Linked DNA regions of Homo sapiens: region 2 is linked to region 1. Evidence: read pairs that join two places in POLR2A ChIA-PET (ENCODE). Cell type or tissue: PC-9. All regions are shown on one strand. Links, peaks and the distances in the headings refer to the core of each region. The heading gives the core; the rest is flanking DNA.

What was found. Peaks named below come from ENCODE experiments on the same cell type or tissue, not always from the same donor. Only the 100,000 strongest peaks of a DNase experiment are listed, where the experiment ranks them.
Region 2: POLR2A ChIA-PET joins it to region 1 with 6 read pairs; 1 of 35 experiments calls an interaction of 5 or more read pairs at or near these places.

What each region holds. Positions count from the first base shown.
Region 1 is chr14:102,434,730-102,449,883 of GRCh38, forward strand. It overlaps TECPR2 (tectonin beta-propeller repeat containing 2), which reads left to right. Exons shown (of 20, transcript NM_014844.5): 9 at 1-482; 10 at 3,293-3,476; 11 at 5,707-5,880; 12 at 8,918-9,098; 13 at 11,077-11,218; 14 at 14,900-15,140. Among named protein-coding and RNA genes, the nearest start is that of ANKRD9, 67 kb to the right of the region's middle. RefSeq lists a silencer at 3,380-3,429 and an enhancer at 5,099-5,606. In PC-9, for the core only: a CTCF peak has its summit at 7,564; DNase peaks (open chromatin) are centred at 6,982 and 8,002; H3K4me3 peaks cover 1,185 bases; H3K27ac peaks cover 3,695 bases.
Region 2 is chr14:101,325,056-101,340,209 of GRCh38, forward strand. It overlaps LOC124903387 (a long non-coding RNA gene), which reads right to left and starts at 10,438. Exons shown (of 7, transcript XR_007064342.1): 1 at 10,150-10,438; 2 at 9,786-9,865; 3 at 9,584-9,670; 4 at 9,178-9,329; 5 at 6,136-7,808; 6 at 3,158-6,045; 7 at 497-2,118. RefSeq lists a silencer at 8,383-8,583. In PC-9, for the core only: no CTCF peak of the experiment used is centred there; DNase peaks (open chromatin) are centred at 8,496 and 10,536.

The DNA of each region.
Region 1 (15,154 bases), core at 3,819-11,818:
CTTTTTGTGAAGTCCCCCTCCTGAACTCACTCACTGTGCCTTCCAGCCTCAGCTGGGCCCCAAGTGCTGAACAGTGGCTGCCTGGGACCAGAGCTGATGAAGGCAGCCCCGTGGAGCCCAGCCAAGAGCAGGACATCCTAACCAGCATGGAGGCCTCTGGCCACCTCAGCACAAATCTCTGGCATGCTGTCACTGATGATGACACAGGTCAGAAAGAAATACCCATTTCTGAACGTGTCTTGGGGAGTGTGGGAGGACAGCTGACTCCGGTCTCTGCCTTGGCAGCCAGCACTCACAAGCCCTGGCTTGAGCAGCCTCCACGGGATCAGACATTGACGTCCAGCGATGAGGAGGACATCTATGCCCACGGGCTTCCTTCTTCATCCTCAGAGACGAGTGTGACAGAGCTCGGACCTAGTTGCTCCCAGCAGGACCTGAGCCGGCTGGGTGCAGAGGACGCCGGGCTGCTCAAGCCAGATCAGGTATGTGGGTTCGGGTGGTGGGAAAAGTAGCTGAGGCTTCTTTCTTAAGGGTAATAATTGTCAAGACTGATTATTTTCCTTCTCATGGAAAGAAATTCTATTCCTACTGCAAAATCCGTAGGCCAACTCTGTTTTCAAGTCTGGGTTTCAGGGGATTTCCAGCACAGGGACTATGAATGGCTTGAACTACTTCTGACCTGTTCTACCCTGCTCAGTAACCTGCCTCCCCAACCAAGGTAGCGTCTTGCTGTTTCCTCTGACCCCACAAGTGCAGGCTGGTGTAGGCACTTACTGTTAGCCATCGTAGGGCAGGGCTGAATTGGCCTGGGGCCATCTCAGAAAACCAGTGGGCAGAGGACTGTCCACCTGTGGAGTAGAGAAAGCTCTGAGCAGTTTGGAGGCAGGGAGTCTCCTGTCCTTCTCCTCACACCCCTCCAAGGAACCATCTGCAAGAGCACGAGGCCATTTCCAGAACTGCTGTCTCCTCAACCTCCGAACAGTGGCTCCAAGGCTCCCCTGCGAGCTGTACAGGAACCAGTTTGGAGTAACCAGTCTTTGTAGGTCCACCCAGCACATGTAACTAGGAGATGACTTTTAACTGTCCTTGAGCATTTTATATTAAAAGTGATTTTTTTAAAAGTGCCTACTTCCCTTAGCAAGTAATTATTACTAGATATATTTGTTTCAAAACTGTGTCTTGCCCTGTCTCCTACTAACTGTCGATGTGAGGTATGAATTATGGCTGCGCACTTACAGCCACGTGTGCTTTCCACAGTCTACGCTGGCTTCTGTCAGTGCTAGCAGTGTGACGCTTTGTCAGTGCTCACCATGTGCAGGTATCCCACAAAGCACTTTAGAGGTTTAACTCTTTTACTTCTCTAAACACGAACTATAAAATAGGCACTCTTCTTGTCCCCATTTTACAGAGGAGAAAATGGAAGCACAGAACAGCTAGACAGCTTGCACAAGGTCACATAGCAAATGAAGGGCGGGCCCCAGGACCCCCTCACTCACCCTCTGTGCTGTCATGCCTCAGAAGTGAAACATGCTGCTTACTTGTTTTGAGACAAAACGCCATAAGTCTGGCTTTTTTTTCTTCTTTCTTTCTTTTTTTTTTTTTTTTCTGAGACAGGGTCTCACTCTGTCACCCAGGATGGAGCGCAGTGGCGCAATCATGGCTCATTGCTGCCTCGACCTCCCCAAGCTCAAGTGATCCACCTGCCTCAGCTTCCTGAGTCACTGGGACTACAGGCATGTGCCACCATGCCCAGCTAATTTTTGTATTTTTTGTAGAGAAGGGGTTTTGCCATATTGCCCAAGCTGGTCTCGAACTCCTGAGCTCAAGCAATCTGCCTGCCTCGGCTTCCCAAAGTGCTGGGATTACAGGTGTGAGCTGCTGTGCCTGGCCAAGGGTGGCCTTTTATTCAGTCATCCGGCATTTATCTTTTCAACCCAGTGGTTCTTGAGTGGCCTTGACTGTCAGCCTCTGTGATTATGCTGGGGACCACAGTGCAGATGGCAGCTAGTTGTGGATTCCATCTTCCTGAGCCTCAGAGTCTTGAGGGGGAGCCAGGTACATGTTCACATCCTCGCAGTTGAGTGGGACTCAGGTGAGGGTACTGAGCAAAGTACAGGGCTGCAGGAAGCGCAAGCAGCATGGCCCCCTAATGTCTGGGCGTTAGCCAGGCAGACTGTCGGTGGGGTGGGGTATTGGAATTCTAGGCCAGAAATTTAGGAAAGCCCTCACTTAGGTGACAGGGATCCTGGCCCTTTGAGCCCCTGACTCTCTAACTTCCTCCCTTCCTCATCCCACTCCAGGTAGCTGGGAAGCCAAGAAATTTTATGGTGTGTTTTTATTTGGAGGTTCGGTGTGGAAGTAAGACTTGCCATGGTGAGCAGGGCTGGATTGAGAAGAGTTGGGCACCATTTTCTTTGAAGTAGTTAACTTCTATGTGGGTATCTGTACAAATACATTTATCTTCTTTGCATTTATTGAAAAGTATTAAAGTACAAAGACTTTATTTAGCTTTGATTTTTAAAAGAATTCTAGCAAGGTCGGGCACAGTGGCTCACGCCTGTAATCCCAGCACTTTGGGAGGCCAAGGTGGGCGAATCACCTGAGGTCAGGAGTTCGAGACCAGCCTGGCCAACATGGCGAAACCCCGTCTCTACTAAAAATACAAAAAATAGCCGGGTGTGGTGGCAGATGCCTGTAATCCCAAGTACTCAGGAGCCTGAGGCAGGAGAATTGCGACTTGCTTGAACCCAGGAGGCGGAGGTTGCAGTGAGCCGAGATTGTGCCCCTGTACTCCAGCCTGGGCGACAGAGCGAGTCTCTGTCTCAAAAAGGAAAAAAAAAAGAAAATATGGTGGAAAAAAGAAAGACAGTGGTAGTGCCATATATCCAGTGCCTCTGTAATGATTAGACTACAAAAAATTGACTTGCATCCAAATGTTGAAGAACCTGGCTCTTTGTGTAAGGTGAGGTATGCCTGCAGAATAATAGCAGCTCCTTCGTAACGTGATGTGATGCTCTAAGCGTTACATTTGCAAAGGTGTTAGAACAGGAGAAAATGTCATCCAGGGACTCCAGGGAGTCTTTGTAGGGAGACAGCAGCACGCGTCTCAGAAGGTTTGTAGTAGAGGGGTGTCCACAGATAGCAGGGGTTGGGAGAAGGGTTGACTTGGCGTCTTGCTGACCCGTTTTACCGTCTCGTGTTAATGATATCCTCTCACCTTTCTTACTGAGAACAGTAAGCCAAATGTGGCTGTGTCCTCTGCCACAGAACTCACTGGCTCTTCCCTTGTTAGTTTGCAGAAAGCTGGATGGGCTACTCGGGTCCCGGCTATGGCATCCTCAGCTTGGTGGTCTCCGAGAAGTATATCTGGTGCCTGGACTACAAAGGCGGCCTGTTCTGCAGCGCGTTGCCGGGCGCCGGGCTGCGCTGGCAGAAGTTTGAAGATGCTGTCCAGCAGGTGGCAGTCTCGCCCTCAGGTTCGCCTCCCCGCTCCCTGCTCCCGCTCCCTGCTCCCGCTCGCCGCTCCTGCTCCCCGCCCCCGGGGTGCAGACATCTTAGTACAGGGCTCCCCTGCAGCAGCTCTGGGCTCACGCTGCCGTGCGTTCACCAGGTTTGCCTCTTCAGGAACGTTTGAGGGGTTGTCTCCAAAGAACGTGAATTGCTTCATTGGATGTCAATTCGTAGTGTAAATGGGTGTTCAGTTTGAGTTTTTGTTTTCTTTATTAATTGCAATGGTAAGCTCTGATCGTATTTTTGTAAGCTAGACAAAAAGTTTGAAAATTGAGGGACTTTTTTAGGGATATTAATATACTAACTCTTCATAAAAATAATACGTGTTTCTCTTTCTCATTGTTGCTTTAAAGCAACCGAACTAACGAAGACGGGCCTATGGATATGTTAGATATATTCCAATTATTTGGCTTCCTCTTTAGGAATTCTGTTTTAATGAGCTCTCTGCTGTGGGTGAACAGTCTACTCCCTGACTCTAAAAGGAAAGTCCATTCATTCTTTCATGCTGCTGTTAGGCCATTGTTAGTGAACTGGAGCTGGTGTTTCCTGAACGATGTTCTCCTGAGCTGGAAGACCTCCCATATCTGCATGGAATCATTTGCTTGCTTTTTCTTTCTTTCTTTCTTTTTTTTTTTTTTTTGAGACAGAGTCTTGCTGTGTTGCCCAGGCTGGAGTGCAGTGGTACAATCTCAGCTCACTGCGAGCTCCACCTCCCAGGTTCGCACTATTCTCCTGCCTCAGCCTCCCCAGTAGCTGGGACTACAGGCACCCGCCACCACGCCCAGCTAATTTTTTTGTATTTTTTTAGTGGACACGGGGTTTCACTGTGGTAGCCAGGATGGTCTTGATCTCCTGACCTCATGATCCGCCCGCCTCAGCCTCCCAAAATGCTGGGATTACAGGTGAGAGCCACTACGCCCGGCTTTGCTTGTTTTTTCTTAAGGTTGTGTTGGCCACGTCGGCACCTACGCCAGTGGGGACACTTTTGCCTTGAAGCAGCCTGGTTTACTGTCAGGACATTGGAATAGAAGTCAGACGAAGCCGAAGCTGAGTCTGTGGCTTGGGACCTGTCTGTTCTCTGTAACTTCACTGTGTTTCGGGATGAATTTCCCTTAATTCTCCCTGGTCTCTGTCACTGTTTAAAATATTAGTTTGTTCAGCGTTGTTTTTCTTGCTTGCTTTCACTGTTTGTTTGAAAAATATTTTTCTTTAGAGACTGGCTAACAACCCACTCCACAAGCTGTCATTACACAGTTGTGTGTTTTAATTCATTTCTCGTTGGTATCATTTACCTTCAGGTTTGTCTCCTTAGCCTTTTAGAACTTTGGTTCTATTCCTGACTATATTAGTTACTTGTATTCCCAGGCCCCTTGGTCCCTCACTGTGCTAGCGGGAACTCTGTATCTCCATGAGATTCACCTGCTCAGTTGAGGCGTCCTTCAGGGCCCAGTCCCATGTCCTTGGTGGGCAGCAGAGCCCTTGTGCCGGGGGCACCACAGGCAGAGATGCTCGACAGGCCCTCTAGTCCAGCCCAGCTGACACTCGGTGATCACTGGTGGCCCCTTGCCTTGCCTGCGTCGGCCTGCTCCAGGCCTCCAGCTGCAGCGCTATCCTGCCTTCCCTTTCCTCTCTCCTCCTCCATCTCTTCATCAAAGTCCTCTTCACAGTGAAAACAGGCCAACTCAGTGCAAGTGTGTTCCTTCTGTGCACCTTTTCCATTCAGCTCATCCAGAACTGATCCTTCTCTTTGAATCCCTAAAGGACTTTTTCAGCCTCTCCTAGGGCACTAGTTGTGCTTAGGATGTTTATTTGGAGACTTATCAAACCTAATAATGTCATCAGTGTTTCTCCTCCCGTGTGAGGAGCGCCTGTCATGTGCCCAGCTCTGTGGCCATGTGGTTGATCTGCTTCCGTCTGCAGTCTTTAGAGCAGCCCTGTAAGGTGGAGATGATCCCCACGGCCCAGGAGGAAAGTGAAGCTTGGAGACGGGCGGTGACATGGAGCCTGAAGCTGCATAGCCACTGGGTGGTGGCCAAGGGCCCAAACCTGGGTCTGGTGGCCTCTTTCCCCACTTGGGGGGACAGAACAGGATGTGTTTTAGAAATCTTTCTCCCCTCAATGCCCAGCATGAAGACTTTTGTATAGAAATATATTCTAGTATTTATTGGACAGTGAATAGAATTTTTATTTCCATAGGAGCCCTTCTCTGGAAGATTGAACAGAAATCTAACCGGGCTTTTGCTTGTGGGAAAGTCACCATCAAGGGGAAGCGGCACTGGTACGAAGCCCTGCCCCAGGCAGTGTTTGTGGCCCTGAGCGATGACACGGCCTGGATCATCAGGACCAGTGGGGACCTATACTTGCAGACAGGTAACCGCGGGCCACGCTTAGAGGCCTGCCAGCTCTGCCGTCACTGCCTCTGCTGCACCCTGCTTTGCTAGTAACATGCTTACCACAATCGCTATGATTAAGAGGCTAAATCCATTCGAATTAAGACACTTCTGGGAAGAGAGTATTTGCCATTTGGCATGTATTAGCAGTTTCCTGCATTGACACAAACTCAACCCAGGACAAATTTAGGGCAAAAATGAATAGGATTATTTGGTGAGATACAGAAACAGAATCTTATTCTCCTATGGCCAACCACCGCATATCACGTATCCTACAATGTTAGATCTTAAGAGGTAAGAATACAGAGGAAGGACATAAAATTCATTTCCCCCTTTAAGCTAAAGTTTAAGTGGCTGCATTTTTTTTTTCAGCCATATCAAAGCCCGGCTCCTATATACTTACTTACCCGTGGGCCAGGAAAAAAAAAGAAATAATTTGCTCTTTTTTATTTTGAGACGGAGTCTCGCTCTCTTGCCCAGGCTGGCATGCAGTGGTGCCATCTTGACTCACTGCAACCTCTGCCTCCTGGGTTCAAGTGATCCTCCTGCCTCAGCTTCCTGATCACAGGCTGGGATTACAGGTGCCCATCACCACGCCCAGCCAATTTTTTTGTATTTTTAGTAGAGATGGAGTTTCACTATGTCGGCCAGGCTGGTCTTGAACTTCTGACCTCAAGTGATCTGCCCGCCTCAGCCTCCCAAAGTGCTGGGATTACAGGTGTGAGCCACCACACCAGGCCATAATTTGCTCTAAATAGCAGTTCAGGCCAGGTGTGGTGGCTCATGCCTGTAATCCCAACACTTTGGGAGGCCTAGACGAGCAGATCACCTGAGGTCAGGAGTTCAAGACCAACCTGGCCAACATGGTGAAACTCTGTCTCTACTAAAAAAAAAAAAAAAAATACAAAAAATTAGCTGGGCGTGGTGGCGCTTGCCTGTAATCCCAGCTACTTGGGAGCCTGAGGCACAAGAATCACTTGAACCTGGGAGGCAGAGCTTGCAGTGAGCTGAGATCGCGCCACTGCACTCTCCAGCCTGGTGACAGGGCGAGACTCCGTCTCAAAACAAAACAAAACAAAAATAGCAGTTCAGCAAGTCACAGGAAGCTGCCCTCAGGGAAGTTTTTAGCTGATGGAAGGGCACAGTGGGACTTGCTTATTAAAAATAAGCTGTAATGACAGTCAGTGTTTACTGTCAGCAGAATGGGGAAGGATCTTCCACCAGCAATGTGATTTATCAGTATCTGGAAGGACTGTGGGGCAGGAGTTATCGTCAGTTGTCCAGAGGCCACGTTGGATTTATGTAAAGATCAGTCTTCCAGGCGTTTAATGTTGTTGATTCCAGGAGAATGTTGTTGTTGTTGTTTTGAGACGGAATCTCGCTCTGTTGCCCAGGCTGGAGTGTAGTGGCACAATCTCGGCTCACTGCAACCTCCACTTCCTGGGTTCAAGCGATTCTCCTACCTCAGCCTCCCGAGTAGCTGGGACTACAGGCACATGCCACCATGTCCAGCTCACTTTTGTATTTTTAGTAGAGGCAGGGTTTCACTATGTTGGCCAGTCTGGTCTTGAACTCCTGACCTTGTGATCCGCCCGCCTCAGCCTCCCAAAATGCTGGCATTATAGGCGTGAGCCACCGGCCTCAGGAGCATGTTTTAATCACTGCTGTGAGTCGTCAGCTGGGGATGAGTCTTCAGGTTGAAGCTCTTGCACAGCTGGCTCTCTCCTAGCTGTGTAAGAACCTCTGGCCTGGGTGCACAGCCATGCTGGCTTCATAGGCCATATGCTGGCCCAGGTCTCTCCAGCCTAGTTCCTGTGTCTTTCTTTAAATGAAAGTAGCTCTGTCAAGGCACATGCACATCTAAGCTGCCAGGACATTTGAGCTTTGGTCATGGGGAAGACAGGAGGTGCTTCTGGCCTGGGGGTGAGGAGCGAGTGACCTCTAAACCAGTAGTGCCAGAGGAATCACCAGGACAGTGATTTCACATGAGGTGGCCCCACCCAGACCTGTTGGATTAGGTCCAATCCCTCTGGAGACTGCTCAGGAGTGTGTCGTGTAAGAAGTCCTGCCGGTGATTCCCACCTAGTTTAGTGGAAGGAAATATCACCCAAGGACTGCAATACTATAGGTGCGTCTGTGATTAGTCACGGAGCATATTTGAGTACTGAGACCTAATTGCAGGCCTAAGGTCAAGGAATACAGGGTTGTAGGCGACAGTTGGTCTGTCTGCTCCCCTGGGAATAGCCTTTGAGCTCATTTAGACATACTTTATTGACAGAACACAAGGAGGCAAGGGGAGAGCCCTGGACAGGGAGCCAGGGACCCTGAGCTTTGGCCTGCCACTGCCTTGCAGTTTGACAGACCTCAGATTTCATCTGGGAAATTCGGGGTTTCATTTTATTAGTGGAACCTCGCACCCAGTCAGAGCAGAGAGGAGCCGCCGTGCTGGAGCTCTCTGCAGGAACGACTGCAGGCCTCAGGTCCCTGCCAACTCCAGCAGCGCTGCAGCCCTCTGCCTGGAAGAGCTGCTCTGCCCTGCAGCCTTTGGGCCTCCATCTGGCCACTCTCCTGCTCTTGGCTTTTGTGTTCTTCTCTTAGAACTTCTTAAGCTACATTGGGACACCAGATAATTCTGAATTGTTCAGTTTTCAAAGAGTGTCTAAAACTGTTTTCAGATAGATGTTACATTTAGGCAGAATTTAACCACTTTATGTTGATTAAACTTGACAACAAAAAAGCGGCCGGACAGGGCAGCTCCTGCCTGTAATCCCAGCACTTTGGGAGGCTGAGGTGGGAGGATCTCTTGAGCCCAGGAGTTTGAGATCAGCCTGGGCAACGTAGAAAGGCCCCGTCTATATTTTTAATTAATTAATTAATTAAAGTTTTTTTTTAAAGCACTCATCATAAAAGAATATAGCAAAATACCAAAAAAGGAAAAATAAGCCAATAACCAAGTCAAAATGAGGTGTGGAGTTCTGACTGTGTGTCTTTGGGGCTTCTTCCCATCTTCCTGGCAGGTCTGAGCGTGGATCGCCCTTGTGCCAGAGCCGTAAAGGTGGACTGTCCCTACCCGCTGTCCCAGATCACAGCCCGGAACAATGTGGTGTGGGCGCTGACAGAGCAGAGGGCCCTCCTGTACCGGGAGGGCGTGAGCAGCTTCTGTCCGGAAGGCGAGCAGTGGAAGTGTGACATTGTCAGGTACTGGCGGGCCAGAGACTCCTTTCACATCGTGCTTGTCCTACCCTTCGTTCTTGTCCACTTGACACCACAAGGCACCATGAGGCCGTTCCTGGGAGGCAGCACCTGCAGCCTCCATGGCTATAGGCTAAGCTTGAATCTCTGCCTAATTCTGACCGGCAAACTGGACGTTGAGTCAGAGCTCGCTTTTTAAAAATGCTGCCGCCCTCTGCGCAGCCCTGAGCATCACAGCGTCATGAGTCTGTCATGACGGTCTCTATTCAGAATTGCCCACCGTCAGGTAGTTCTGGTTTAGTGTCTGTGACGGCTTAGGTCCAAATATTTTTCTTTATTTTCATGCTAATCGAAGTTGATCTCTGAACTGTAGCTTTTTTTTTTTTTTTTGATACAGGTTCTCACTCTGTCACCCAGGCTGGGGTGCAGTGCCACGATCACGGCTCACTGCAGCCTTGACCTCCGGGCTCAGGTGATCCTCCTGCCTCAGCCTCCTGAGTAGCTGGGACTACAGATGCATGCCACCATGCCCAGCTAATTTTTGTATTTTTTGTAGAGATGAGTTTTGGGTTTTCATCATGTTGCCCAGACTCATCTCGAACTCTTGGGCTCAAGCAATTCTCCTGCCTTGGCCTCCCAAAGTGCTGGGATTACAGACATGAGCCACTATGCCTGGCCCGATCTCTGAACTGTAATTTATTAAGCTATTTTTTTTTTTACCATTCAAGATGTTAGTTATAGAATTGCCATCAGATCATTTTACTAGTATGGAAGTATTAATAGTCCTTTGAAAAACTAGATTAGGATATTCTTGGTTTGAATTTAGCAAGCCAATAAACTTTCAGTGAATACCTATTAAGAGCCAGAATGGTCCAGGTGTGGTGGCTCACGCCTGTAATCCCAACACTTTGGAAGGCCAAGGCAGGCGGATCACGAGGTCAAGAGTTCGAGACCAGACTGACCAACATAGTGAAATCCCGTCTCTATTAAAAATACAAAAATTAACCGGGCATCTCAGGAGGCTGAGGCAGGAGAATCACTTGAACCTGGGAGGCGGAAGTTGCAGAGAGCTGAGATCGCACCATTGCACTCCAGCCTGGGTGACAGAGCAAGACTCCATCTCAAAAAACAGACAGACAAAAAAAAGCAACAACAACAAAAAGCCAGAATGGTGCTAGGGGCTGGGTGCGCCAAGAGGGCTGAGACTGGCCCTGCTCTCATCAGTTCCAAGTCTCATGGGGGCCCCGTGCATGGATGGACACCCATTAGCACAGATGGCCCTAAACAGGAGTGTGGAGCATGCAGCACTGAGGGAACCATGGACTCCATGCAGAGATCAGGAAGGCAGCATGCAGAGTGGACCAACAGCTAAGCCTTGAAGCTGACGAGGACTTCCCCATATGGAAGGAGGGGGAGGGCGTCTCCAGCAAAGAGGGCAGTGTCTGCCTAGGTCCAGCTGCACAGAATAGCCTGGCACATCGGGGGAGTTTACAGTCATTCCCTTGGTGAGGGAGGGAGTAGAGAGATGGAGGCGCTCAGGGGCCTTGGATTGGCGGGGGAAGGAGTAGAGAGATGGAGGCACTCAGGGGCCTTGGATTGGCGGGGGAAGGAGTAGAGAGATGGAGGCACTCAGGGGCCTTGGATTGGTAGGGGAAGGAGTAGAGAGATGGAGGCGCTCAGGGGCCTTGGATTCCTTTTGTGCCTACTCGCTTTTTTCTTAGGTTATTTTCTCTCTTAAGAGTGTTCCCAGCCATTCTGGGTCATCAGTGTGTCTTTCAAAAGCTGCCACCCACTTGAACCATATCTCTTGCACAGTAATTTAACTCAGACCCAAACTTCCTTCCCTGGCACCTGCTGATCCGCTCCAGGGCCACGTCTCTTCTCCCAGCCACGCCTGCCGGGAGACCCTGGATGTCCGCAGTCCAGACACACTGGGCACTCTGCCTATGGGTGCTGACCCCCCTGTTCTCCTCCTTATTTTCAGCGAAAGGCAAGCTTTAGAACCCGTCTGCATAACGCTCGGGGATCAGCAGACTCTCTGGGCCCTGGACATCCATGGGAACCTGTGGTTCAGAACTGGCATTATTTCCAAGAAGCCCCAAGGAGATGACGACCATTGGTGGCAAGTAGGTGTTCAGCTCTGCGCCACGTGCCGAGGTCTCCCGACCTTTTCTGCTTCCCCTTTTCTTACTTCTCTCTTTTCCTTAACGATACTAGATTAAATTTAAAATACTCACTTTTTTATTATTTGTTTGTTTGTTTTGAAACAAGATCTCCTTCCGTCATCCAGGCGGAAGGGCAGTGGTGCAGTCACGGCTCACTGCAGTCTTGACTTCCTGGGCTCAGGTGATTCTCCCACCTCAGCCTCCCAGGTAGCTGGGACTACAGGCGTGTGCCACCATGCCTGGCTAGTTTTTTGTATTTGTTTGTAGAGACAGGGTTTTGGCATGTTGTGCAGGCTGGTCTCAAACTCCTGAGCTCAAGAGATCCACCCAGACTGGGCAGAGTGGCTCACACCTGTAATCCCAGCAATTTGAGAGGCCAAGGCAGGCAGATCACTCGAGTCCAGGAGTTCAAAGCCAGCCTGGGCAACATGGTGAAACCCTGTCTCTACCAAAAATACAAAAATTAGTTGGACATGGTGGCACACGCCGTTGGTCCCAACTACTCGGAAGGCTGAGGTGGGAGAATAGTTTGAGCCCAGGAGACAAAGGTTTCAGCCAAGATCACACCACCACACTCCAACCTGGGCAACAGAGCTAGACCCTGTCTCAAAATAAATAAAAATAAAAAAGAGAGAGAGAGAGAAATCCACCCTCTCCGCCTCCCAAAGTGCTGGGATTACAAGTGGAGCCACCACTCCCAGCCAATAGTATTCCTTTTTTCTATTTGATGGATTAGACTTTGCTGTGTTTGAGTGCATTAGAAACATAAAGGACTTTTCATCATAGGAAATAATTTGCAAACTCTTTGTGTAAATAATGCACTTAATTTATTTATTTTGATATTGTTTATATATTTATTATTATAGGCTAAATAAACCCAGTGACATCCATTTGAAGACCTAGGTAATAATGATGTTTAATTATGAACAAATGTGCTGAGAAAAGAGCCCAGATAATAGGTTTGAAAGCCCAACCCAGAATTAAAATTGAGCTGTCTCTGCTTATTCAGAAGGCCTCTAAGTAGATGGTATTTCAGCAAAGACAGGAGAATTTTCCCACGTGCTTCCAGAAAAGGAAACACTATAAGAAACAGGATGAGGGTATAATCAAGCTCACTGTGTGTGATTTGGTCCCAGCAAGAGCGCCTAGAATGAATTTCTCTTTTCTTTTTCTTTTCTTTTTTTCTGGGGCAGAGTCTCACTCTTTTGCCCACACTGGAGTGTGGTGGCAGGATCACGACCCACCTCAGCCTCCCAAGTAGCTGGGACCACAGGCACATGCCACCATGCCTGGCTAATTATTTTGGTAGAGACAAGGTCTTGCTGTTACCCAGGCTGGTCTCGAACTCCTTGGCTCAAGCAATCCTCCCACCTTGACCTCCCAAAGCGCTGGGATTACAGGTGTGAACCACCACCCTCGGCCCTAGAATGGATTTTCAAAGGAGTGTCTACTTTCCCCTTCTTTGGTATAGTTTAGTGTTAGTGTTGCTCCCACAGTCTCCCACTGTGGTAGGTAAGATTTCACTGATAGTCGATGGTCGTGAAATATTTGATGTTTCTTTTTTTTGAGACGGAGTCTTGCTCTGTCACCCAGTCTGGAGTACAATGGCGCAATCTCGGCTCACTGCAACCTCCGCCTCCTGGGTTCAAGCGATTCTCCTGCCTCAGCCTCCTGGGTAGCTGGGACTACAGGCACGCACCACCAGGCCCAGCTAATTTGTGTATTTTTGGTAGAGACAGGGTTTCACCATGTTGGCCAGGTTGGTCTCAATGTCTTGACCTTGTGATCTGCCTGCCTCAGCCTCCCAAAGTGCTGGGATTATAGGCGTGAACCACCGCGCCCGGCCAGTATTTGATGTTTCTGAAGTATCTTGCCCCATTGGTTTATGTTTTATTGTCACCTCAGACTTGCTTTGTTGAAGGCTTGTCTTGCATTGACTGCTCTGAGGTCTTTCAGATGAGAATGTAGAAAAATGAGTTGTGTTTACTCTTTGATAAAATATGTATTCTATATAATATGTACATTATATACAGATGTATCTAATTTATATACTAGGTAATATTTGATAGTCATGCAAATGATTTTAAAATACCTTTTGTGTACTTGTAACCATATATATACATATACATGTAAAAATATACATATATGTATTTTTGTAGAGACAGGGTTTCACCATGTTGGCAGGCTGGTCTGGAACTCCTGACCTCAAGTAATCCACCTGCCTTGGCCTCCCAAAGTGCTGGGATTACAGGCGTGAGCCACTGTGCCCGACCAGGAGTAGGGCATTTATGCCAGTGATGTTTTATGTAATCAAACCCAGCAGGGCAGAAATGTGAGTGAACATCATGGAGAATCAGATTTTCACTCATAAAGAATTTGCCTTATATCAAGCTGCCCAAGAAGAGAAGAGCTTCCTGCAGGGAGGGGTGGTTGGAGAAATGTCTGAGGTATATGAATGCTTTTCAGGAATGTTATAGAAGCAAGCTACCCTTCTGAGCTAGGGTTAGAGTCTAGATACCCAGGATGGTCCTAGTTGATGCTCTTGCCCTGGAGTAATTATTAGTAGTCCCAATTCAGATCATAAATTAGTTCATCACAGCCTTGCATGGTGGCTCACACCTGTAATCCCAGCACTTTGGGAGGCCTGGGCGGGCGGATCACCTGAGGTCAGGAGTTCAAGACCAGCCTGGCCAACATGGTGAAACCCCATCTTTACTAAAAATATAAAAAATTAGCCGGCTGTTGTGGCGTGCGCCTGTAGTCCCAGCTACTCGGGAGGCTGAGGCACGAGAATCTCTTGAACCCAGGAGGCAGAGGTTGCGGTGAGCCAAAATTGCACCACTGCACTCCAGCCTGGGTGGCAGGGCAAGACTATGTCTCAAAAAAAAAAAAGTTCATCACTCTACTTGTGATACCTTTTTAGATGCATATTATGTTTCTAAGTACCGTATACTGTTGTCCATTGGAAATACCTGATTTAAAAGCAAAATTAAAGCTGGGCATAGTGGTTCATGCCAGTAATCCCAACACTTTGGGAGGCCAAGGCAGGGAGATCACTTGAGCCCAGAAGTTCAAGACCAGCCCTGGGCAACACAGGGAGACCTGTCTCTACAAAAAATTTAAAAATTGGCTACATGTAGTAGCATTCGCCTGTATTTGGGAGGCTGAGGTGGGAGGATTGCTTGATCCTGGAAGTCAAGGCTGAGTATGATTGTGCCACTGCATTCCAGCCTGGATGCCAGAGCAAGACTGTCTCAGAAAAGATGGCAAAATTATTCTTTCTCACTCTGATTAGAATGAAAGTCTTCTTAGAAGGGGTGTGAGGGGGTGATAATCACAAAAGTAATACATGCTTGTAACAGATCCATGTTGTATAAAAGTATATAAAATGTGAATATATTCTTCCATACCTTTAAATCCAACCCTACGAAGGAGCTGGAGTTAGCATTAGCAGTTTGATGGCATCCTGCCACATTTTTTTGGTCCTTTCACAAGCGCACACGTGCACATTTGTGTTTGGATGGTCATCTTGTTACTAGAAATGCAGAGGTGTGGACCTGAGCTAGAACCTTCCCTCAAGGCAGAGAGTCTACACTTGTAACTGCTCTGACAGCAGGGCTTTTGCTTGTCTCCTCCTTCCAGGTGAGCATCACGGACTATGTGGTGTTTGACCAGTGCAGCTTATTTCAGACGATAATCCATGCCACTCACTCGGTGGCCACAGCAGCCCAAGCCCCCGTAGAAAAGGTGGCAGATAAGCTGCGCATGGCGTTTTGGTCCCAGCAGCTTCAGTGCCAGCCAAGCCTTCTCGGGGTCAATAACAGCGGTGTCTGGATCTCCTCGGGCAAGAATGAATTCCACGTCGCTAAGGGAAGTCTCATAGGTGGGTGAATTGCT
Region 2 (15,154 bases), core at 4,772-12,771, 1.1 Mb before region 1:
TTCACCATCTTGGCCAGGCTGGTCTTGAATTCCTGACCTTGTGATCCACTTGCTTTAGCCTCCCAAAGTGCTGGGATTACAGGCGTGAGCCACGGCACCCAGCCCCCAATTGTATTTCCATAGATTCTTCTCTGACACATTGTAAGTTCCATGAGGGCAGAGACCGCATTTGGCTTATTATCATTCTTATTATTCATCTTCTGGCCTTAGTTCAGTGTTTTTTGCACAGGAGTTACCCCTTAAAAATTCACTGAATCAATCAATCAATAGCAAACCTTAAATTAGATGACATTTTAAAGCAACTTACACAATGCTTGCCCATAAAGATGTTCGATATCAATAACTGATAACGTCTATTATTGCCTGCAGAGACTTGAAGCCTGCCAGGTCTAACTTGTTTAGTTTCTAACCAGTTAACACAGAGGCATTTGACACAGAGCGAAGAACTCCTGCAAGTCAATAATCTATGTAAACAAGTGAGACACCGCTCCAGAAATGTTATCCACAGCCCCAAGAAAATCAGCATTTATTGTGCCAAATCTTGTACATAAAAATACAAGAACTGTTTTGCATACACACACAAATACAAACAGTATCTAAATTGAAATTCTTGAAAGTGTACTTTTTCCATTTCTTATATTATTTCAGCCAACAGAAGGAAACTTACATCTTTCAGGGGGAACCCTTAGTACCGAATACTTTGAAAAGATGATGCCCATTCTTTTCTGCAAAAATTATATTGCAGAACCCCTCCCTGCCCCAAGGCAGGGCGTGCACGTTGCACAGCTCCAAGAGGATTCCCATGATAGTCTTCTGTGAATGGTGTGGAACCAGGCTCAGGCAGTCTGTGACCTGTGCAACAGCAATCACATCTCCAGTCCAGCCTTCTTCACCTTTTGCCAAACTAATGAGTACCTCTCAGTGGTAGAAACTAAACTGGAACCATTGCCAGAGAGCCTGGGAAATGGAGCTTCCAGACTTCTAATCCCTGCAAGAAGACCTCAGAAGGTCAGGTAGAGGATGGAGCAGCAACACACTATCTGCTATGTTTACTGAGACGGTCATATCGTCGGTCTCTTTTAACTGTTATTGCAGGAAATTACACTGATAGGTTCCCTAACCTCGAACCATCTTTTCATTCCTAGGAAAAATGTGATCTTCTAGTACATCGCATTCTTGTATTTGCTCATGTTTTAGTTGGAATTTTTTTGTATCATTTGCACAAGTGGGGTGGCGTATATATTTTCTGCACTAGTTATGTCTGGATTTGGTGTCAGGGTAATACTAGCTTTATTGAATGAGTTGGAGATCATCTTTTTATATTCTGTGGAATAGCTTTTATAAGTATAATATTAATATGAATGTCATTATTCCTTAGAAATGCAGAATATGCCTGCACAGCAGTGTGGGCCTGTAGTCCTCTGATTACCCTTCCATTTTTTTCTATGGGTTATCCTTCTCTTTAGACTTTTCCCCTTCTTTAGATTTTTTCTCCTCTTCTGAATTTTAGTTAATCTATTCCCAATTATTTCTAAATAGATTTTCATTTTCTTTCTTTCTTTTTTTTTTTTTTTTGAGACGGAGTCTTGCTCTTTCACCCAGGCTGGAGTGCAGTGGTGCTATCTTGGCTCACTGCAAGCTCTGCCTCCCGGGTTCACGCCATTCTCCTGCCTCAGCCTCCCGAGTAGCTGGGACTACAGCCACCCGCCACTGTGCCCAGCTAATTTTTTGTATTTTTAGTAGAGACGGGATTTCACCTTGTTAGCCAGGATGGTCTCGATCTCCTGACCTCGTGATCTGCCCGCCTCAACCTCCCAAAGTGTTCATTTTCTTTTTAACCCAAGTTATCTAGAATTTTTTCAAATTTGCAAGTAGATAGATTATTTTTTAATATGGCAGAGATATCATTTGTCAATCCCGACTGCGATCCTTGACTCCTTCCTGCTTTAGGGACCAGGCCCTCTGTTCAGCATGGCAGTGCGTCCTGCTCTCAGGCCTGGCTCCTGCTTCATTTAAGGTGGAACTCCTGCTCTTTTTCGTCAGATACTTAATTTCCCGGCCTCCCTTGAGATTGTTGTGGCTACGTGGCCTCATGTGGCCTCTTTCTTCCTGCTTTGGCTGTGAAAATACAACACCTGGAGTTAAAATAAAACTTAGAAAGTAAGCACAGACTATGGGCTATGCCTGAGCTTAACTCCTGGCTGTACCAATTATTAGCTGTATGACTTTGGACAAGTTACTGAATCGCTCTATGCCTCTATTTTCCCATCTGCAAATGAGGAAAAATTACACCTAGCTCATGGACAGATGTGAGCATGTAATGTATAACAATACGTCAGGGGCTCAGAACAACAATTGGCACAAAGCAAGTCATACGAACTATCATTATCTTTATAATAATAATAGTTATTAATACTAGTATAATCATCATCGTCATCTTGGGACCATGAGGCCAAGACAATGAGAATACAGAGCAGAAGGAACGGGCTTGGATTCTTCATGAGGATGTTACACAGAGCCTGGAAAATGTACCTCTAGACATTCAATAAACAATACATATCGTTACTTTAGCTCCTCTGTTAATTTTTATTGGATGTGTTCTAATCAGTATGCCTCATTACGTTTTTCACTAATTCAGAAATTGATGCCAGGCACTATTCTAGGCTTTGGGGCTATAGCCACGGACAACAACAACGAAAACCCTCCGCCTCTTAGCGCCGACATTCTTTGGATACTAATTTCTAATTGTCTTCCGTTGAAGTCAGAGAAATTAGCCTAGTGAATTCTGCCTTGGGGACTTGGCTGAGATTTTGTTCCTAACAGGATTTTTGTAAATATTCCACAGGTGTTTGAAAAGAACACATACACACGCTCTTAGTATATGAGGAGTGAAGTCTAGGTTCAGGTTTTTTTTTTTTTTTTTTTTTTTTTTTTGAGACGGAATCTCACTCTGTTACCAGGCTGGAGTGCAGTGGCGCCATCTCGGCTCACTGCAACCTCCCACTCCCGGGTTCAAGCAATTCTCCTGCCTCAGCCTCCCAGTAGCTGGGACTACAGGCATGTACCACCACGCCCAGCTAATTTTTGTATTTTTAGTAGAGATGGGGATTCACCATATTGGCCAGGATGGTCTCGATCTCTTGACCTTGTGACCCACCTGCGTCAGTCTCCCAAAGTGCTGGGATTACAGGCATGAGCCACTGCGCCCGGCCCAGGTTCATTTTTTCACATATGGATGTCCCATTTTTCCAATACCATTGGTTAAACCGACTACTGACTATTCCGCCATTGAATTGCTGTTGCATCTTTGTCAATCCAAATGGCTGTATTTCTGGAGGAGAGGGGAGGAAAAAGAAAAGGCAAATAACGAAAATGTGCACCAGAAAAATACCAAGTGTTGACCAAAATGTATGGCCAAGATGTACCCAAGCAGGACTCTCCCTCCTGGCCGTTGCAAACTGTCATGGCCTTGGTTGCATCTGTCTGTTAAAGATTAACGAGCCCTTGGCCTTAGCATGTCATTCCCAGGTATGCCCTCCAGTAGACACGCTCACAGACATGCAACAAAAAGTGTAAACTACAATATTCCCAGCAGCACTGTTTGTAATAGCCCCAAACTGGAAGCTAACTACGTGTTCCTCATCAGTAGAGTAGATAAACTGTAGTACATTCATGCATTGGATTACCATATAACAACCAGAATGAAGGATTGAAAACCACAGGCAAGACTGTGGCTAAATCTGACTAAATGACTAAATGTTGCAACAAAAGAAACAGGCGCGAAGAAGGCACATACTGTGTAGCTCCGTTTATGTAAAGTACAAGAACAGGCAAAACTGCTCTGTATCATTGGAGGGCAGGCTAGTGATTTACCGTGGTGGGGAGCAGGGGAGTGGGGCAATTTCAGAGGTTATGGGATATTCTGTCTCTTGATCTGGATGCCAGTTACACAGGTGTGTTCCGTCAATGAAAAGGCATCAAGCTGTACACTCCTATGCACTTTTCTGCCTATGTATTATATTTCAAAGAAACGTTTAGAAAAGAGAGAGAACAGGAAAGGTAGTACTTCTCTGGAAGAAAATAGCTAAAGACCTTCACAGTAAGAATAAAATCAGCCCCATTTTTGCAAACAGGGGTGCAACACGCCTGCCTGCTCCATAAACAAGTGTCAAAGCCAAGCCCTCTGGCAGGCCCTCCCCACACAGTTATCATTAAGTTTCAGGTTCTAGAGGGTTACAGAGGTTGCTGGCAATGAGGCACAGGGCAGGACGTGCCTCTCATGAGCTTAAAATCTTGCTAAAAGAGAGGCCCCCCCACCCCATCGCACCCTCCAAAGCTGAAAGCACAAGGTTCCAAGTAATTCAGGGTCCCCGTGGTAAGTCTCAGCTCAGAGTCACGGGAATTCTGCTTGAAGACCCACATGTTTCCTGCCTAACACATTGTCGTCATGAGATTGTCTGCACCAGGAGGACACAGCTCTTTTTAAAACCAGTCATCTTGGACCGCACCACTAAGGCAGTGTGTCGTTAAGGCAGGCTGTGGACACCAGAGTGGTTGTTAAGGAGCCAGGCTAAGAAGAGCTTAATGTATATGTCTGTCTATAGTATTGACATTTCGTGCAATTTCCAGAGCAGCACAGGGCCCCTGCAAACTCCTATTGGGAGGAAGGAAATTGTCTTTTTTCTTTATGAGAGTGGAAAATTGTTCATTCTCTCCAGGAGAAGCCACAGGAATTAATATTCTCAAAGGCACGGAAATGGCCTATAGATAGGAGTTTTGCCTGCCTCCTCTCTCAATCTCTCTCTCATTCTTTTTCTCTCTCTCCACTGCCCCCTTCTCTTTCTCTCTCCTTCCTCCCTAGTTCAGAATAGGGATGGTGAAAAACTAGGCCTGTATCCTTCAATATTATTAGCAGAGATCAGGGACAGAGAAAACTCCCACTCACCACCCTAGACCCACACGTATGCATCAGGAACATTCTAGCTTCAGAGGTGGAAAGCAGGCATTAAAGAGTGAGGTGAGACTAGGGCTATAAAGCTTTCAATCATCAAGAATTAGTTAACTGGGCTGGGTGTCATGGCTCGCACTTGTAATCCCAGCACTTTAGGAGGCCAAAGTGGGAGGATTGCTTGAGCCAGGAGTTTGAGACCAGCCTGGGCAATATAGCAAGACCCCATGTCTCAAAAATAAATAAATAAATTTTTAAAAAAAGATTTAGTAAACTGTCAAAGCACCTAGATATCAACTTTCTTAATAAGCCATGCCATATAGCTGTCACTTTGGAATCAGGATGTTAAATAATAATACATAGTTGTTTTAATAAAGATTCTCATTTTTGCTATAAAGGAAAATATCTAGTATTGCCACTAGAAATACACCACAGAGTCAACTTAGAACCACTGTTCGAGATGAGGAACGATGCTTAGGCACTGTCTGCATTTCCTGGTATCTTGCCCTTTCTGTAGCGAAGTCTGATTGAATTGACAGAGGCTTAAATACCGAAAATGCCAAACAAAGCATATGAAATAGGGACAGTGTCCTGACCCCTAGCTACACTGTAAACAACGTGGGAGATGAAGGGGAGGAAGCTACGGAGTTCACTGGAGGGTGCCGCCCCTGGGGCCTTCCACCTCACCCCCACCAGGACTCTGAGACGGGAGCTGCCCACCTCCACTCACAGACAGGGCAGCCCGAGCTGCGAAGGGTTTTGCCAGAGAGCAGAACTGAGTTAGTGGCTGAGAGAGTCCACACTTTTGGCCTCTAATTCTGAAGCCAGTGTGCCTGCCTATGATATCCCCACCCGGCTGTCCCCTTAGAAAATCAGCTGGTATCAAATAACTCTTCAGGTGATCCAGACGGTTCTGGATCCAACAGGATCCGCAGAGGCATGCCGAGAGGCCCAGAGCCTTGGCCGCCCCCGTGGGAGCCGGCCTCCGGGAAGACCCGCTCCACCTTCTCCTTCTGCCCGACGGCTCCAGACCCTCCCAGGCATCCAGAGTCCAAGGGTAGCTCTTGTTGACTTCGTTCTAGTAAGAGATCAGTTTGCTGAAAATAAATGAATAAATAATAAATAAATAAATAAAAGCTCATTATCCAAAAGTGAACATTTTCAAAAGCCTCACAAGTGGGTCTCACCTCCATGACTTCTTCAGCACTGCGCACCCTCTGCATGGCCGCTGGGCCACTCTGATCCCTCCCACGGCCGCAGATGGCGGCACCAAGGGAGTTCCCTCTTGAGGAGTCTCAGCCCAAGAGCGAGTGCAGAAACGGGAAAAGTGGCTTGACAGAGAGGAGGAGGGAACAGCCACCAGCAGGCACCAAGAGTCCTCTCCCAGAGCCCTGGGACCCTGGAGCCCAGGCCTGCTTCCTTTCCGTCCTCACCCTGTAGAGGACTCAAGGGGGCCTTCAAAGTCTTCTCGTTGCTCCGTTAAAGCTCAAGGAAATACAGTGGAAAGGGGACAGGTTTGGTTTGATGTCTGTGTCAGTCTCCCAGGGATGCCGTAATTCACAAAGCACCACAGACCGTGTGCCTTACACAGCCGAAGTGTACTCGCTCACAGTTCCGGAGGCTGCAAGATCCAGACTGCAGTGTCAGCAGGACTGCTTCTTTCTAAGACTGTGAGGGAGGATCTGTCCCTGGCCTCTCCCGGCTTCTCCTAACTCACTGGTCATCCTTGGCCTTCCTTGGCTTGTAGAAGCACCACGCTGACCTCTGCCTCCATCCTCAGGTGGCATCCACCCTGAGTGCGGGTCTGTCTCCAAATTTCCCCTTTTGATAAGGACCTGTCCTATTGGACGAGGGCCTACCCCATTCCAGCATGACTTCATCGTAACTAATTACCTCTGCAACTACATTACTTCTAAGTAAAGTGACACTCCAAGGTCCTGGGAGGTAGGACCATAACATAAATCTGGGGGGAGGAACACAGTTCAACCCATAATAATATGGACCGAAGTCCAGCCTGCAACTCAGCCACTTACAACTCAGCCACTTTCCTTCCTTGGAGACAAACTGCAACTGCATCTGCCCACACCATGCTTCCTTTGGCTGTGAAATGGGAAGGCAGTGGCTGCTTGTCATGATTGTCATAAACAATCCAGGAGACACAGAAGCGCCTCTCAGGTGTACCACATGCCTGAGGCTTACCGTGTGCTCACAATGGTGTGGATGGCATTGTTCTCATTATCAGGCAGCTCTGCCAGTCTCTCCCAGCCTGAGAGAGGCCATCTCCCGGCCCCAGGTATAAACATCCTTTTTCCACACTTCCTGCCAGCATCAGTGACCTTCAGAAAACCCTTAGGGGACAAGCGGAGTGTTGAAGTGCTGAGAGTTGAAGAGCTCAATCCACTGCTCCAATGCAACCCGGGGCCAGAGCCGGCTTTTCTCTTTGACACTTTCCTAGTGGCACTGGCTGGGCACATGCTTGAAAGGAAGAAGTCATCTGCAAGGAGCTCTGGGCTGGGCTGCACACGCTGAAAATGCATTTATTTGATTTATTTTTACATCCAATCTTGTTCCAGAAAGGATTTGAGGGGCCACGTGGTGAATCAAATCCATTGCAACTTAATGGCTCTCCGCTTCGCACTTAGTGGGAGGGGGCTGAACAATTGGAAAATAGAAATAATCCCAAACTCCCATCTGATCCCAAAGGTGGCATCTTAGACCTGTTGCACATTGTTAAAGGCATTTTGTTTTTAAGCTACAAAGCTCAGCGTGTCAAGGTGATGAGGACGATGATCATGGCAATGATGGTGATGACGGAGGTGTTGGCTAACACGTGAAAGCTCGTCCTCTGATGGACCAGGTACTGTTCAAAGGAAGGAAAGGAAAGAAAATGAGGGGGACAAGGGGAAGAGGGAGGGGAGAAAATGGAACAAAGGGTTGGAGACCGTGTTAGAGACCCACAGTGTGGCCAAAGCAGTGTGCTCCTTACCCTCTAACCAAATCAAATCCCAGGAGAAAGCTCACTCATTCTTTCAAAGTTGTGACTTATTTCAGAGAACAATCTGTGGTCATAGGTGGATCATGTTAGTCGTTCACTTCCAGAAAGCCAAATCTGGACCTGGCTCTCACCACGAGGCTCTGATGACCTCTCCATTTGGCCCCTGGGAAGCCTTTGCCATATTAAATGCTGTCACCTCTGCAGCGAGCAGATAGGGAGGCGCTGCTCCAGGGCCATCCCCAAGGATGCCTTGGCCAGCTTAGGGTGTGAGACGGCACCTGGAAAACTGTACCAGTGAGGCCAGAGGGCATGCAGCTGCTTCCTCAGTGCCTGGCATCCGTCACACCTGCAGTGCCCCTTCCACATCAGCCACGTGTGGCATCCTACACGGCCACAAGTGCCACGTCTGCAACCAGTCACACTTAAGCCCTCTGGTGACCCAGAAGAAAAAGGGAGAAAAGTGGATGCTAAGCTGCTATTTGGTAAAGAGTGAATACGACTGCACTCACCACATGGGGTTGGGGAGGGGCTCCGATAAGGTGCCTGAGTCACCCAATGGGCACTTGTCCATAGCCGCAAGGATGTCCTAGCAGGGTGATCACCGGGTGCTCTGTTGAGCAGGTTCCAGGGTGACAACTCCTTTGGTTTGCTCACACATCGGTAGCCACTGCTCCTAGCAAGGCCCCCCAGCCCCACTTCCCATCCAGCACACACTGCTGGCACCCCCACTCAGCCCCCGGCACTGCCCCTGAATTTCTCTCATAGCTAGCTAGCTCTCCATTGGCAACGCTGGTGCCTGTCCCTGCCAGCAGCCCCAAGTCAGCACCATGCCCGGCTGTTCATTATTAAATTGAAAAAAGGAGGAGGGTCCTGCCTTGATTCCCTTCCAACAAAGAGGCTCCTTGGTGGCTATGCAAATGTGCCCACCTTCTCCTGGAACTTGCTGTGCAAACCGGCTTTGAAATTTCAGAGGGGCCCTGTGTCCCTTCCCCCAGGGGCTTGGCTAGCATTCCGTATCACTGAGGACTTGGCAGGAACCATGGAGGAAGGTCAGGAGCACCTGCTCCCAGTGCACATCCTGCCGAGATGGCCCACGAACCAGTCAGCGGCTCTTCTTCAGAAGCAATCTCAGGTCTGCCTGGCAGTCACAGCCCCACAGTGAAATACGCACCACGTCCCAACTGTGCATTCACATGTAATTCTCATCTCATTCTAAGTCTTATCTGATTCTCACCAAAAGGCTGAGTCCTGCTTGCCATCTGGGGAAACCGAGGCATGGTGAATCCAAGTGACTTGTCTTCTCATACATGGAGAAGGTGAGGTTGAAACCAGATCCAGGACACTGCAGAGACCCCTCTCATCCCTTTGACCTTTCCAGAAAAGGACCTGCAAGAGATAAAGTAGTTTCCGAAAGGCCTCCAGGCAGGGGAGGGGCCTCTGATAATACTCACAGCTCAAAGTTGGTTTGGAACAAAGCCCTCCTGGTGCCATGGCACTGGGGCAGCAAAGCGGGGCAGAAAATGATGGGAGGGGAGCCGCCTCCCAAAGGGCTGCAAACTGGGGTGAATTGAGGCTACTTAATACATTCAATCCATCAGAGTAATGCCTTGTAATTAAGATTCCTGGAAATGAAGTAGTACCGGGGCACTCCATGGAAGATCTGCCTTCAAACGGTTCAGGTCAGCCTTAGGCTCAAGCACGGCTCTAATTGACGGCTCCCCTTGGGTCTGAAAGAAAAGATGTAATCAGACCACACAAAGCACGTCCTGTCCAATTACAAGGATCGGCATGGATGGGCTGACCTGTGACCTATAAAACAAAATTAAGATTTCCAAACATCACCAGGAGGTAGGGGGAGAGATGGCTCGTCCGTGCTCCAGCCTTCCAACTCCCCAGAGTGGAGACAGAACAAAATCGTAGCCCTGGAAAGAAATGTGGTGGACTTTGATCAGCCATTGTGCAACCTTTCAGTTGGAGTCTTTCTGGGGGGTGGGAGGGTCAGGGGGACTAATGCTCAGTTTCTTGCACTGGATGTCCAGATGCGTTATCACAAAAGAGCATTTCTTTGCAGTTGAGCCCTAGAGTGCCAGGAAGCTAGTTCTCGAAACAAGCCAGAATCTCCAACAGCCATAGGACATGCTAATTACGTTTGGGGGCAGTGTGGGGATGCACTTGATGTCATGGTGGAAAACACCCCCATACTCACGCCTTATGGGACCTGCACTCTGGAGCATGAGGCCGACTGCCTGGGTTCTGGGGTGAGAACCTATCAACAGCAATTGAGGAATGTTTATCCATTCTTCTGTCTCCTGACTCAGGGAGCTGTGTTTCATCTTCCAGGAAAGAACTGGGCGGGCACATTGCACTTAGCTTATTCAACTATCAGGGACCTCCAGCGGTCGGGAGGTTGAGGAAGAGTCATGGGGCCTCACAAAGTCTTTGCAGAAACAGGCCTTTGCCTCCGCGCCGCCGAGCCAGGAGAACCTGCAGCGAGCAACTAGCTCTTCTTTCCTTCTCTTTTAAAATCAACACCCGTCCCCAGATTTGCTTTTGGCAAACATTGCTTAACTGCTGCTGTTTTCCCTGAAGTCACTGAAGAGAGAGTTAGATAATGAGCTGGCATGCTCTTTTGAAATGTTTACTGTGTTCCTTAAAGCAAGGGACATGCTGGTTCCTAAACTAATTTGGGGTTGCTAGATCTTTTCTACTCTTTTTGGAGATCTCCGAAGTAAACACATGGACTTAAGTATAATTATCCGAGAGTCAAATAAACAGTCATGGGGCTTTCTAAAGGATGAACCTTTGCAGATTTGTCGATAGAAATTTTTTCTCAATTCTCCCAACAGAAAGGACAGAGAATGCATGAGTATTAAGATAATGCACCATAGCACGCCCCAAAGATTTGAGGATAAAAGATCAGGTTGTCTTATTTTCAGTTCAAGGAAACCAAAGGTGATGACAGGACCTCAATGGCCATGGCATATGGGATAGACCCAGATAGTTAAAGAAAACTTCCTCAATGCAAACTGTTCTTCATAACGGAATTCACATTTGAAAAATTTCTGAGTTTCAACCTGGCAGGTTGCAAAGTCTTGTTAAAAAAAAAAAATTAAAGCTCAAGGCATCCAGTCATGTGTAATTTCGGTGAGAACTGTAATAAATGCATCCACGTAAGCCCTAAATTCCCACTGTCAAAATGAAGATCTAGGGTTAGCATGACATTTATATAAATCCCACTTGGTATTTTGGTTGCATGTTTTTCCAAAGGAGTTCAAAGGCATTTATAGACATTCTGATTAGTGCTTGTGATATCCCAGTGGGGTGGCAAATTCTATTAGCTCAGTTTTACATTTGGGAATAGAAAATCTTAAAGCAGCCAAATGGTTTGGCAAAAACCATATGGCATGTCACTGATAGTGCTTTGAGAAGAAAACAGGTTTTCCCAGCATCTCTCCCTGCTTCAGTCCTCTGTCCAATTTGCTTGCAGGATTTTTTTTTAATGTTAGATAATGTCATGGTGATTTTTAGAGTCTATGTAAAATCTCATCTACATTTGCAGCCTGCTGGGCCAATGTCCACCTGTGCAGGACAGAGTAACCTTGAGCCCCTCCCTTCCATTTGTTGGGAAGGACAGACCTCTCTGAATTGCTCCAGCCAGCTGGAAAGCTGAGCCCCCAAGCAAATAATGTCAAGAAGAGACGATAGGAGCCCAGAAAGTAATTCCCCAAGCCCCTTTTCCTCTGCAGAATGTTTGCAGGCTCCCCGAGCGTGAGGCATAATGACTTCCTCCACTCCCAGAGTCCAAACAAGAAGTGGAGAAGGAAGAACAAGAAGAAAGACGTGGGCTTGTTGTCTAGGGCAGATGGTGTATCAGGAACAGATGTCAGGGATGAAGAAGACACTCCTCAGCTCCTCGTTGGTTGCCATCATCTCTTCAAGAAGTACCTCAGACTGCAAGGAACAGAGTGAGCAGTGGCCAGGGGAAGAGGTGAGCAGTCCAGGACTGCCGCCCAGGGGAGGAGGGTGCTATGCTCCCAGGCCACGTGATTCCATTCCAAGGCATTTCAAGACCTTGAAGACAAAATTGCTCGACTCAGCCAGTAGTAACATTTGAGGAGTTGCTGTGGCCGGAAGAAGGTGCCAAAATATTGCCACCATGAGGCAACATTATTACTTGTGGGCCCAGAAGTGCCCTCCCCTGCAGGCTGGCTCCATGAACTGCTCTCCTTTCACCTGGTTACACCCACACTGTCTGTCTGTCTTTTCTTTCCTCATTCTGCCCTTCCTGCTCGGGGGCCTTTACATGCTATGCCGTCTGCCAGAAACGCCCTTCCCCACCTTGTGTGCACCTGCCTGTATCCTTCGAATGTTCAAACATGGCTTCCTCAAGGAAGCCTTCTTTCCCGAGCCTCAATCTGGGGTCAAGCCCACTCATTCCAGGCTTTGCAGCCTCTCCTGCAAGTCACCGGTGGCAAATGAGATGAAATCATTGGTTGTTATTTAGTTGTGAGTTGGGCGTCTCTACCAGTGGCAGATAAACCCCATCGAGGCAGCAGGCTGAGCTTTCTCTTATTCATCGCTGTCAGCCCAGCATCCATCTATATTTAACAAATTAATAAAATAAATAGCTCATCAGTCTGGTTTGAAGAAACAGCCACATGAGCAGTGTAGAGGAAGGTGCTGTAGGGTGAACTTATGGGTTTATTTCCCACAGCCATGAAAACATTTAACACCAAGTCATATGATTTTGCCTCCTTTTCTCCATGGCCCAAATTTCCCATTCTAGGACCTCAGTCTTCTGACCTCCACTAGCCAGCCTCTGCTCCAAGAGGAAAAGGGAATGACAAGGCTCAGCTCACGTTTTCTGAATAGGAATGGTCTGCTCCCCCTTAGTGTCATTCCTGGAGATCAAGGAGGGTCCCTTCTCTAAAGGGCTAGCTCTTTTTCTGCTGGGAAATAGTGAATTTGTGTGGACTTTATAATATTTATTTTTAAAGGTAAATTTTTTCCATGGATTTTTGTAGGCTTTGCTTGTTTGGAAGAAATCAATTAGGATTTATTATATTTTAGCCATGCTTCAAAATACACAGGAGATTAAAAATCTAAACTCCTGATAATTGTATTTTATAAAATTAGGACTGCTTATTTAATTATGAGGAAAAGTCTCCATCATCATTAATATCATTGTTTATAAGCTTTTGGGTTTTGTTTTCCTCTCAAACACAGTTCCACGTTTCCCAATGGGAACATCTTTAAAATATCATTAGAAACAAAGGTGTCAGCCACTCTTCACAGCTTCCGCAGCTGCTTTTATCAAATATCCAGGGGCCTGTTTTAAAAGCAGAGAAATTCTCCAAGGAAGAAATGGCTTGGAGATCTGTCATTGCTACTAGAACATAACAACCAATCTTCATAAGCAGTAAAAATAATTCCAAGAGAAGTAAGCGACAGGTAAACTGGGTCTTAAAAAGAGACAGAATAAGAGGAAAGGTAGGAGGCAGGGGAAGGATGGAAGACGGAGGCTGGAAAGGAGCCGCAGAACGGCACACAGGTTGCTGAGACGCGATTGCACTGACCAGGGTCTGGGGAGTCTCAGGTGGTGTAATGTGTCATGGAGCTTCTTCTTCTTTTTTTTTGAGACAGAGTCTTGCTGTGTTGCCCAGGATGGAGTGCGATGGTGCAATCTCAGCTCACTGCAACCTCCGCCTCCCGGGTTCAAGGGGTTCTCCACCCTCAACCTCCCCAGTAGCTGGGATTACAGGCATGTACCACCATGCTCAGCTAATTTTGTTGTTGTTGTATTTTTGGTAGAGATGGGGTTTCACCATGTTGGCCAGACTAGTATCAGACTCCTGGGCTGAAGTAATTTGTCCGCTTCGGCCTCCCAAAGTGCTAGGATAATAGGCATGAGCCACTGCACCCAGCCACAGAGCTTCTTATTAATTATAGAAATTGTCCTGAAACTTTGAAACCAATGGGAGTGGGGAGTTGGGGGACAGGTAACAAATTTTGCCATGATACCATTGACTTAAAATCACGAGATCTATACATTTAGAAAAGAGGAGTTTTATTTTTTATAAACGATTACAACCTGTAGGCTGTTCTGTTTAACAACTTGTTAAATCAGGAACAGGCACTTTGAAGAAGGAACAGTAAAAGAGGAAACTATGCTGAAGGAGCTGGCTAAGCGTACAGATTTAGCAGGTTATAGGAGGAGCTGGGAAGATTCATGAAGAGGGGCTGTGTGCACGTGTAGTAAGCAAACATCTTTGTTACATCCATCAACACACACATGTTCACCTGGGAGTGAAGACTTCACATTTAAATGTTTTACAGTTGGGCCCTATATGTCGCAAGGTGCAGCTGGGACTCCAAGGCACTCAGTGCACAGTCCCCATGGACCAGCCAGAACCAGTCCCTGGAGGGTGGTCTCCCATCAGGGGAAAGTTACTGAAATCAGTCTCTTGTTCACTCGAAGCTGTAGTTATGGCTTGCGGGACAGGGATCAGTTAGTCAGCATCTGGTGGAGCTGCCATTGTTTTAATATTGCTTATCTTGAGGTCAATGCTTATTTAGCTGTTAGAAAAAAGACAAAACCTCGTGGCAGTGAGAGCCTCGTTTATTCTTGAAGCACAGAGGTGCGTGATTTAACCCTTGCCTGCCACGGCCTCCGGTCTTACTTGCAATTTGGCATCCTATCGTCAGTCTGATTATCTCTAGCGTTCATGCTGGTCAGTTGTTGTGTCTAAACTGCAAAAGGCAGGGGGTCTGGCTGTAACGTCAGGTGACTGGTTGAAATCAGCAGTGGAGCAAATCTTTCAAAAGGGCTGGTTTCTGTTTATCTCTTTAAAAAGAAACTCTAATGGCGGTTAGCGAGGGAGGGGCTGTCTTGAGGTGTGCCTGACCTCTCATCCATCCCATGGCCGGGAACTCAGTTTTTAAGGTTCTCTGGGGGTCTCTTTGGCCAAGAGGAGGTCCATTCAGTCAGCTGGGGGGCTTAGGATTTTATTTGTATTTCTCAATACAATCAGATCTTTTTCAATTCCCTTCCTTAAGCTTGAATATCCTTTGAAAACTCCACAAACCTAAAATAATATGTGCACTGAATTCACGTATCCAAAATTATGAGCTTATGAAATTTAAAGATGCATTTCGATAATGGTCACACACTTATAATTCCCATTTGCTTCAAATGGTTTTAATTTCATGAC